Linked DNA regions of Homo sapiens: region 1 is linked to region 2. The links are chromatin loops, found by intact Hi-C in ENCODE. Cell type or tissue: breast epithelium. All regions are shown on one strand. Links, peaks and the distances in the headings refer to the core of each region. The heading gives the core; the rest is flanking DNA. Region 1 holds the start of KRT3 (keratin 3). Region 2 overlaps KRT78 (keratin 78).

Region 1 (4,383 bases), core at 286-4,285, 50 kb before region 2:
TCCAGACTAAGGTGCACCTGACTTCTGTTTATTGCTCCAAAGGCCTGAACTTGGCAGCTCTGTGGCAGTGGAGTGAGGAGATTCCCCCAACCCAGCCAGAAACCTGCAGCTGCAAGCCTCAGAAACCTCACACACAGCCCTTACCTTCTTCAGAGTCACAAATTCATTCTCAGCAGCTGTACGTTTATTGATTTCATCCTCATATCTGTGTGAATAAAAAAGAAACAGCTGAGTTTGGTTTTGAGGTCATCGTAAACACCATTGTTCCCTGGAACTCTGAAAGTTCATCTCTTCCCTCCCTCCATCCCTATCCTGCCCCTCTCAGATGAGCACATCCTCTTTACTATCTCCCTGTTAGTTGGGGGACCAACCAAGTCAATTTGCCCAGGCAAACTGTCTGGTTTTAGCACTAAAATTTCTGCATCCCAGGAAACCCCTCAGTCCCAGGCAAACCTCTGGATGGTTGATCACCATACCATGAGTTGTCCCAGAATCTTTCACATGCCAGAACCAGGATCTTCCCCAACCTGGCTCATGAGGAAATGCTTCCCCAACTCTAAACTCATCCGTTTTTTGTTTTTGTTTTTTTTTTAGACATAGTCTCGCTCTGTCACCGAGGCTGGAGTGCAGTGGTACAATCTTGACTCACTGCAACCTCCATTTCCAGGGTTCAAGAAATTCTGTTTCCTCAGCCACCCGACTATCTTGGATTACAGGTGTGTGCCACCACACCCAGCTAATTTTTGTATTTTTAGTAGAGATGATATTTCGCCATGTTGGCCAGGCTGGTCTTGAACTCCTGACCTCAAATGATCTGTCCACCTCGGCCTCCCAAAGTGCTGGGATTACAGGCATGAGCCACCAAGCCCAGCCTAAACTCATCCTCTTGCCACAATTTTATTTGCAAAGCACCATGCTTGGAGAAGGAAGGTGAGGGGGAACTGAATGAACCAAGCTGTCCTTCATGAAGGTAAGGAGAGGGAAATGGGCCAGGAGACGCCACTGCCCAGCAGTCAGGGGGCATGTAGAAGGGGCCAAGACTCTGAGACAGGGTGGGCCATGGCATCTTCCCACTCCTGCCCTGTCACTCACTTCTTCTTGAAGTCTTCCACCAGGTCCTCCATGTTCTTCAGCTCAGAGTCCAGGCGCCCTCTCTCCCCGAGGATGTTGTCCAGGTAGCTCCGCAGGTAGTTGATGTGATTCTCAAAAAGAGGCTCAAGGTTGTTTGTGCCTGAGATGGAACTTGTGCCCTGCTGCTGGAGCAGGTTCCACTTGGTCTCCAGGACTTTGTTCTGTTGCTCCAGGAACCGCACCTGCAATGGTTGCAGGAAGCAACATCAGGCAACACTTGTAGCAGAGGAGCAGAGGGGCCTTCACTCAGGTAGGACTAGGTGTCTATCTCCTGGGCCCCCAGCACAAAGGCCTAGAAAAGATGCAAAGATAGGCTCCTACTGTAGTCAGAGAGATTATGATCAGATGGGTGATGAGTCAGGACACTACACTTGCAGCGTGGTTTGGAAAGTTACAAAGGAAGGGGAAGTAGCTCCTACCTGAAAGCAATAGAATTATTGCTTGTTGTTCCTGGGAACTTCATGACCCTATCTTAACTTCCAAAACCACAGTACACTCTACAAAAATGCACATAAACCTCAGCAGCACCATTTCCACCCACGACTCTACTGACATGCTAGCTCTTCAAAAACAGTGAAGTGATGCTGGGAAGCTGGGAAGCAACACTGGCTGGCATGCCACAGTTAGCATGACAACACCTCTCTTGGGCCTGGAGGGGAGGCAGCCCCATGAGAACTGTCCTGGTCTGGAGAAGCTCACCGAGCACTCTTGTCTTCCTGACTAGGCTGAGTAGGAGTGCAAAGTCACTCATTTCTCTGCGCTCCCTTGGGACTAACTAAGGTTCTTATGCTCTTAATCCCTGCTCCAGGTAATCAGCCTCCTCTGCCTGGCACAGCAATATGAGGGGGAAAGGGCTTCCTGGAAAGCCTCAGAGGGCAGCTTGTATTTGAAAAGCCTCCCATTCTTGGTGGACCCTTCGCTGATGGTGGCTGTGGCCCTTGCCTTGGGCTGCCTGCCCTGCCAGCCTGGGCCTCAATGAGGCAATGACTGGAAACTTCAGCAGGGGTTCCCACAAACAGGATGTGTGGTGCTCAGGTCCAAATAGGGGACTGTTTTCTTTCTACACCTCCCCTCACTTGACCATGTAGACAAACTCCTCAACCCTGGATATCTTCCCAGACCCTAGAGTTCCACCTAACTCCTCACCCTCCAGTCTGGCCTATCCAAGAAACATTTAAACACTGTGTCCCAAAGGTCAAATTCAAAGTCCCCAGCCCAGGAAGGGATGACCAGTCAAAGCTTCATTACCTTGTCAATGAAGGAGGCAAACTTGTTGTTGAGGGTCTTGATCTGTTCCCGCTCCTGGGCCTTTACTTGCCCAATCTGGGGGTCGATCTCCACATTGAGGGGCTGCAGGAGACTCTGGTTGATAGTCACTTCCTGAATTCCCCCAGGAAAGCCCCCAGGGCCAAAGCCACCAGGACTGCCCAAGCTGCCAGGCCCACCAAAGCCACCAGACCCACCAAAGCCACCAGGACCACCAAAGCCACCAGCCCCTCCAAAGCCACCAGCCCCTCCAAAGCCACCAGCTCCACCAAAGCCACCTCCCATTCCTCTGCCACCACCAAAGCCACCACCAAAGCCACCTCCATAGCCGCTCCCAAAGCCACCTCCATAGCCACCTGCAAAGGCACAGCTGCTCCGCCCTCCCCCAAAGCCTCCAGCCCGGGAGCCGCCAGCTGCCACGCTGATGGAGATGCTCTTGTTGCCGCCCAGGTTGTAGAGGCTGCGACTGCCAAAGCCACCTGCTCCGCTCCGGAAGCCATAGGCCCCTCCGCCAGCTCCCCCAGAGTGGGCCACACAGCTCATCCTGCTGCTGCCGGAGACCACAGCAGAGCGGCCGGAGAAACCCTGGCTCCCGCCACCAGATGTCTTGCTGGCTTGTCTGCTCATGGTAAGGAGCTTGGCGAAGAGAAGAGTGTAAGTTAAGCAGGGACACTGAGAGTCAGAGGAAGAGGGATGGGAAATGAAGACCTGTGCAAAATAAATCCCTTTATATACATTTGAGGAGGTTGTTGGGCTCAAACGAAGGAGAGATAATTAATCCCAAATATTCATGGGCTGGGTTTGCCTCCAAGGCAATAAGTTTGTTCCAGGCTACCAAACACACCTTGAAAATAAGCTGAAATGGTAAAAGTGCTAAGGTGGCAGGCTTACCTGGTGAGGGGGTGGTGCCTGGTGTTGCCCCATGTTTGGGCATGGCCTCCTCCTAGCTCTGTCTGACAGGACCCAGGAGGCACGCTCACCTGCATCAGGTGCTCAGCAGCCATCCCTCTGCCTATTAGCTGCACCTGGGCCCTGCAGAGCGGTGCCCAGCTCTGGAGAGGATAGAGTGGAGGAGGTGTGGGGAGGTTCTGCTTCTCTGAGTAGTGGAGACAGTGGAGCCCACTCACAGCTCTGGGAAAGTATCTTAATGGAAGGAGTGATGCAGGTCTCTCCACAATGACTGAGTGCACAGTATGTGCCCAGCTCTACGCTGGCCTTTGGGATGAAGCGCTGACCTCTCCTTCTCCCTTCTTGGAAAAAAGCCCAGAACTATCACAAATCTGCCTCCTGGGTTCTCCCTGTACCCCAAGCTTTAGTTCAGGAGGTAGTGACCTTTTGGTTTATGACTATCTTTGGAGAAAAAGTCAAGTTAACACCTATGTATGTTGAGCAGACACTGGCAAAATCCAACATGCCTAATGTTTGTTTCTCTTTAAAACTTCCCAGAGAAATTATACACTATTACACATCTTGGGGTTTATCTATGGCTTCCTTTCTTGCTCCCCACATTTTGGCCTTTCTCTGGTTTTAGCTTAAGGCCTAGGGAACAAGAAATTCAAATGTCAAGTCAACAACAAATTCAGCAAATATTTACAGACTGCCAAATGTGTGCCAGGCCCTTTGCAAAACTCTGGAGACCCAGTCATGGACAAGACACACAGGGCCCCTGTGGGACCATTTTCTGTTTGAGAGATGTGCTCCTGAGAGTCGCCCATGCCCCCTCACAAACCCCAGAAAGCCAGATCTGGCAGAGCCGGCAGCACTATGGAATATGTCTGACTCCGAAAGCCTGAAACTCTCCCTGTCTGGGGTTGTTCAGAGGCTTATGACTGGGCTTGGTTTGTCCAAAAGAAAGCCATCCTGCACACTCTGGAGCTGGCCAAGTTAGCTGCTTATCTCTCCAGGACAGGCCTTTTTTGTTCTGTCTGCTGCACATTGGGCCCTTCTAAGGGTGTGGTCTGTATGGCCCTGGCAGGAGCCTCCTTA
Region 2 (4,383 bases), core at 137-4,136:
GCAGGCACCTGTAATCTCAGCTACTCGGGAGGCTGAGGCAGAATTGCTGGAACCTGGGAGGTGGAGGTTGCATTAAGCCGAGATCACGCCATTGCACTCCAGTCCGGGCTGACAACAGTGAAACTCCATGAAAGAAAGAAAGGAAAGAAAGAAAGAGAGAGAGAGAGAGAGAGAGAGGAAGGAAGGAAGGAAGGAAGGAAGGAAGGAAGGAAGGAAGGAAGGAAGGAGGGAGGGAGGGAGGGAGGGAGGGAGGGAGGGAGGGAAGGGAGGAAGGAAGAAAGAAAGAAAGAAAAGAGATGAAGCTGGGTGCAGTGGCTCACGACTGTAATCCCACCACTTTGGGAGGCCGAGGCGGGCAGATCACTTGAGGTCAGGAGTTTGAGACCAGCCTGGCCAACATGGTGAAATCCCATCTCTATTAAAAATGCAAAAATTAGCCAAGCATGGTGGTGAGTGCCTGTAATTCCAGCTACTCAGTAGGCTGAGGCAGGAGAATCCCTTGAACCCGGAGGCAGAGGTTGTAGTGAGCCAAGATCACGCCACTGTACTCCAGCCTGGGCAGTGGAGTAAGACTCTGTCTCAAAAAAAAGAGAGAGAGAGAGAAAGAAAAAGAAAAGAAATGAGGCTGGGTGCAGTGGCTCACACCTGTAATCCTACCACTTTGGGAGGCCAAGGCGGGCAGATCACTTGAGGTCAGGAGTTTGAGACCAGCCTGGCCAACATGGTGAAACCCCGTCCCTACTGAAAATGCAAAAATTAGCCAAGCATGGTGGCACATGCCTGTAATTCCAGCTACTCAAGAGGCTGAGGCAGGAGAATCCCTTGAACCCGGAGGCAGAGGTTGCAGTAAGCCAAGATCACGCCACTGAACTCCAACCTGGGCAGTGGAGTAAGACTCTGTCTCAAAAAAAAAAAAAAAAAGAAAAAGAAAAAGAAAAGAAAAGGAAAAGATAAGAAAAGAGAAAACAGATGAATTAACCATCTCCCCAAGGGGCTGAAAGCAAGATGTACACCTGGACATAGGCTACAATGCTGTCAGCCCCCTCCCCGATGCCAGGGGAGTGCGATCCAGTGGCACTATCCCACGAAAGCCAACATGTGGCTAGAAGTCACAGCAGGAAGGCTGAATTCACCCTAGATGGGGCTTGAAGTTCTCTTCTCCCCAAATTATCCAAAGCTCCAGCCAGTTATCAAGGTCCTCGACACAAAACCACTGGCAACCCAACTGGAGAGAGAAGCTAGGAACTGGGAAGTGAGTTGAAGGCACAAAGGCAATGAGAGGACATTTGGGGGTCTCTGGGAATCTACCTGCTTCTTGAGGTTCTCAGTCTGACTCTGCAGCCTCTGAATCTCTTGGTGTAGCTGAGAGATCTGGACTTTCGTTTCCTGCATCCTGTCCCCATGAAGCTGGGCAGACACCTGAAGTTCCTGGTACTGAGAGGGGAACAGAGGGGACACCATTAGTTGAGAGGACTGCCACCTTTGACCATCTCCTCATGTTTGAAAAGCCACCTCTCACTCCTTATTTGGAGTGTGGGTTAAACGCCTGAGCCAGGACACAGTGGGATATACTTCCAGAAGTCCAAGCTTATCTCCCACGGTTCCTCTGCATCGCCTCCCTCCTGGAGGGGAAATGGCCCTGCCCACCCAGCCCCAGACCTTCAGGGAGGTAACTGGAACTGCCCCAATGGGATCGAGGTGGATGACCACCCTAGAGTTTGGGCATGGAGACCTAGCCATTTCCAGCATGGTGCTGCCCCCCAGGTCCCACCACCTTGGTCTGGTACAAGGCCTCAGCCTCAGCCTTGCTGCTCCGGGCGATCTCCTCGTACCGGGCGCGGACCTCAGTGATGATGCTGCTGAAGTCCAGGTAGCGGTTGTTGTCCATGGACAGCACCACAGACGTGTCGCTGGCCTGGGTCTGGAGCTGGCCCAGCTCCTGCAGGGAAGACAGACTCAGTGTCCACTCACCCCCAGCTCCTTCTCCCCTTGAAGCCTAGGATGGTTGAGCAGGATGATGAATTTCTGCTTACATGCCATGACCCCCATTCATCCCAGGTGGCTTTGAGTATGCCCTGCTCACCATGGGACTCGATCTCCTCATTCAAAAATGAGAGCCATAGGAGGTGGTCTCTGAAGTCTCTTGCAGCTTGGACATTAATGGAAAATGGCCTGCAAGGCCCAAAATCACCCAGCCCCCATCACTCCTCAGGCCTCTTTTTTTTTTCTTCTTCTTCTTTTTTTTTTTTAAGATGGAGTCTTACTCTGTTGCCCAGGCTGGAGTGCAGTGGTGTGATCTCGGCTCACTGTAACCTCTGCCTTCCAGGTTCAAGCCATTCTTCTCCCTCAGCCTCCCTAGTAGCTGGGATTACAAGCACCTGCCACCAAGCCTGGCTAATTTTTGTGTTTTTGTAGCGACAGCGTTTCACTAGGCTGGTCTCGAACTCCTGACCTCAGGTGATCCACCTGCCTCAGCCTCCCAAAGTGCTGGGATTATAGGCATGAGCCACCGTGCCCAGCCATCTTCAGACCTCTTATCATACTCCTCTCCCTCTCGCTCCTACTACTCTGGCCACACCGACCTTCCTGCATTTCCTCAGACAGCACACTCCCGCTGTGGGCTGCAGCCACTGCCTGGAATCCCAGAAACCCACCTGCGTGGTGACCTTCCTCACCTCCTCCAAATCTTTGCTCAGATTTTATCTCCTAAATAAGGCCTACCCTGGCCACATGATTTGAAGTTGGCACCTGCTCCATGTTCCCAATCCTCCTTTCTCTGTTCTCATTTTCCTTTTTTCCATTGCGTTTATCACCTTCTTCCATACTATATGATTTCCTTATTTACTAAGTCTGTTGCTTATTGTCTGTCTCCCAATAGAAAGCAAACTTAGTCGGGCGTGGTGGCTCATGCCTGTAATCCCAGCACTTTGGGAGGCCGAGGCGGGTGGATCATGAGGTCAGGAGTTCAAGACCAGCCTAGCTAAGATGGTGAAACCCCATCTCTACTAAAAATACAAAAATTAGCTGACCGCAGTGGCGGGTGCCTGTAATCCCACCTACTTGGGAAGCTGAGGCAGAGAATTGCTTGAAGCCGGGAGGCAGAGGTTGCAGTGAGCTGAGATTGCACCACTGCACTCCAGCCTGGGCAACTGAGCAAGATTCCATCTCAAAAAAAAAAAAAAGCAATTTTTTTATCTGTAGTGATTTTTTTCTGGTTATTCATTGATGTATCCCCAGGACCTAGCAATTCACATAGTAAGTTTTCAGTAATTGGTTGTCAAGTGACTGAATGACCCAGAATCTAAGCCACCCTAACAGACTTCCCCTCTTGGCCATTCTCCTCATGGCCACAGGAAGCCTGCCCACCCAGTCCTCTCTCTTGGCTGCAGCCTGCCCTTTGGTTGAGCCTCACTTCTTCATTCAGATGCTTCAAGAAGTAGAGGTACTCTCTCAGAGCCTCCAGCTTGCCCTCCAACTCCATCTTGCTCAGGAAAACCCCATCCACATCCTGGAGACAAGGGGAGAGAGAACACGTAACCCCCTCTTCCTCTTTGGGGTCCCTACTCTGGCTCAGGAATTCTGTTCATGCACTGCTCAACACCCATCCACCATGCCTCCCAAGACCCCCTCCTTCCTCCTCCAGCCCCACTCTGTCCTGCTCTCTCCTTTGCCCAACATTGACCCAACATCACCTTCAGGAAGTCTTCCCTGATTAATCACAACCAGTTCTGCTTCTTCCTCTCCCTCCCCGCCCTCTCCTGCAGTGACATCAAGAGCTCGTCAAGCAGTCCTTTAGTCAGATCTTGCCTTGGGGCCCCTGTGTCTAGGCAGATGTCCCATTTTCCCAGGGGACCCCTGCAGGTAGAGTGATAGCCTGTCCTAAATCAGGACCTCCCACCTTTTCCCTCCCAGCCTAGGACTAGGCTCCGTGCACAGTGGATGCTCAGAACGTAAGTGGAGCACTGGCCCCCACCCTCACCTTCTTGAGGACCACAAAGTCGTTCTCAAGTGTGGCACGCCTGTGGGCCTCCTCCTCATACCTGCCAAATAAGTAGAGAAGGATGCAGTTTGAGGCTCCACGGTCAGAGCTCATGCCCCCATGTCCGAGCATGACCTCCCTGAAAAGGACTCCTTGCCTTAGAATGCCCCCAAACAAGACAATAACCAGCCCTTCTCTCCTTTCCTGCCACGTCCTAGCTATGTACCTGTGCCACCCTTTCAGCCCATGTCCTTTTGATGACGACAGCCACATTGTTTCAGTTTATAAGGCACATTCGAATACCTTTTCCCACTTGCTACTCACACCCATCACTTGAGGTAGGCAGTTTGGGTTTTATCAGAGAGATTAGATGATTTGACCAAGACCCCACAGATGACTAGGTA

What was found. Hi-C counts contacts between places; a loop is a spot of excess contacts. Peaks named below come from ENCODE experiments on the same cell type or tissue, not always from the same donor. Only the 100,000 strongest peaks of a DNase experiment are listed, where the experiment ranks them.
Region 1: a loop joins it to region 2, with 2.3 times the contacts of the local background. A loop is called at or near these places in 2 of 110 quality-filtered maps.

Annotation. Positions count from the first base shown.
Region 1 is chr12:52,793,019-52,797,401 of GRCh38, forward strand. It overlaps KRT3 (keratin 3), which reads right to left and starts at 3,099. Exons shown (of 9, transcript NM_057088.3): 1 at 2,380-3,099; 2 at 1,093-1,313; 3 at 145-205. The coding sequence starts at 3,024. In breast epithelium, for the core only: no CTCF peak of the experiment used is centred there; no DNase peak of the experiment used is centred there.
Region 2 is chr12:52,842,785-52,847,167 of GRCh38, forward strand. It overlaps KRT78 (keratin 78), which reads right to left. Exons shown (of 9, transcript NM_173352.4): 3 at 3,980-4,040; 4 at 3,413-3,508; 5 at 1,775-1,939; 6 at 1,309-1,434. Among named protein-coding and RNA genes, the nearest start is that of KRT78, 4.0 kb to the right of the region's middle. In breast epithelium, for the core only: no CTCF peak of the experiment used is centred there; no DNase peak of the experiment used is centred there.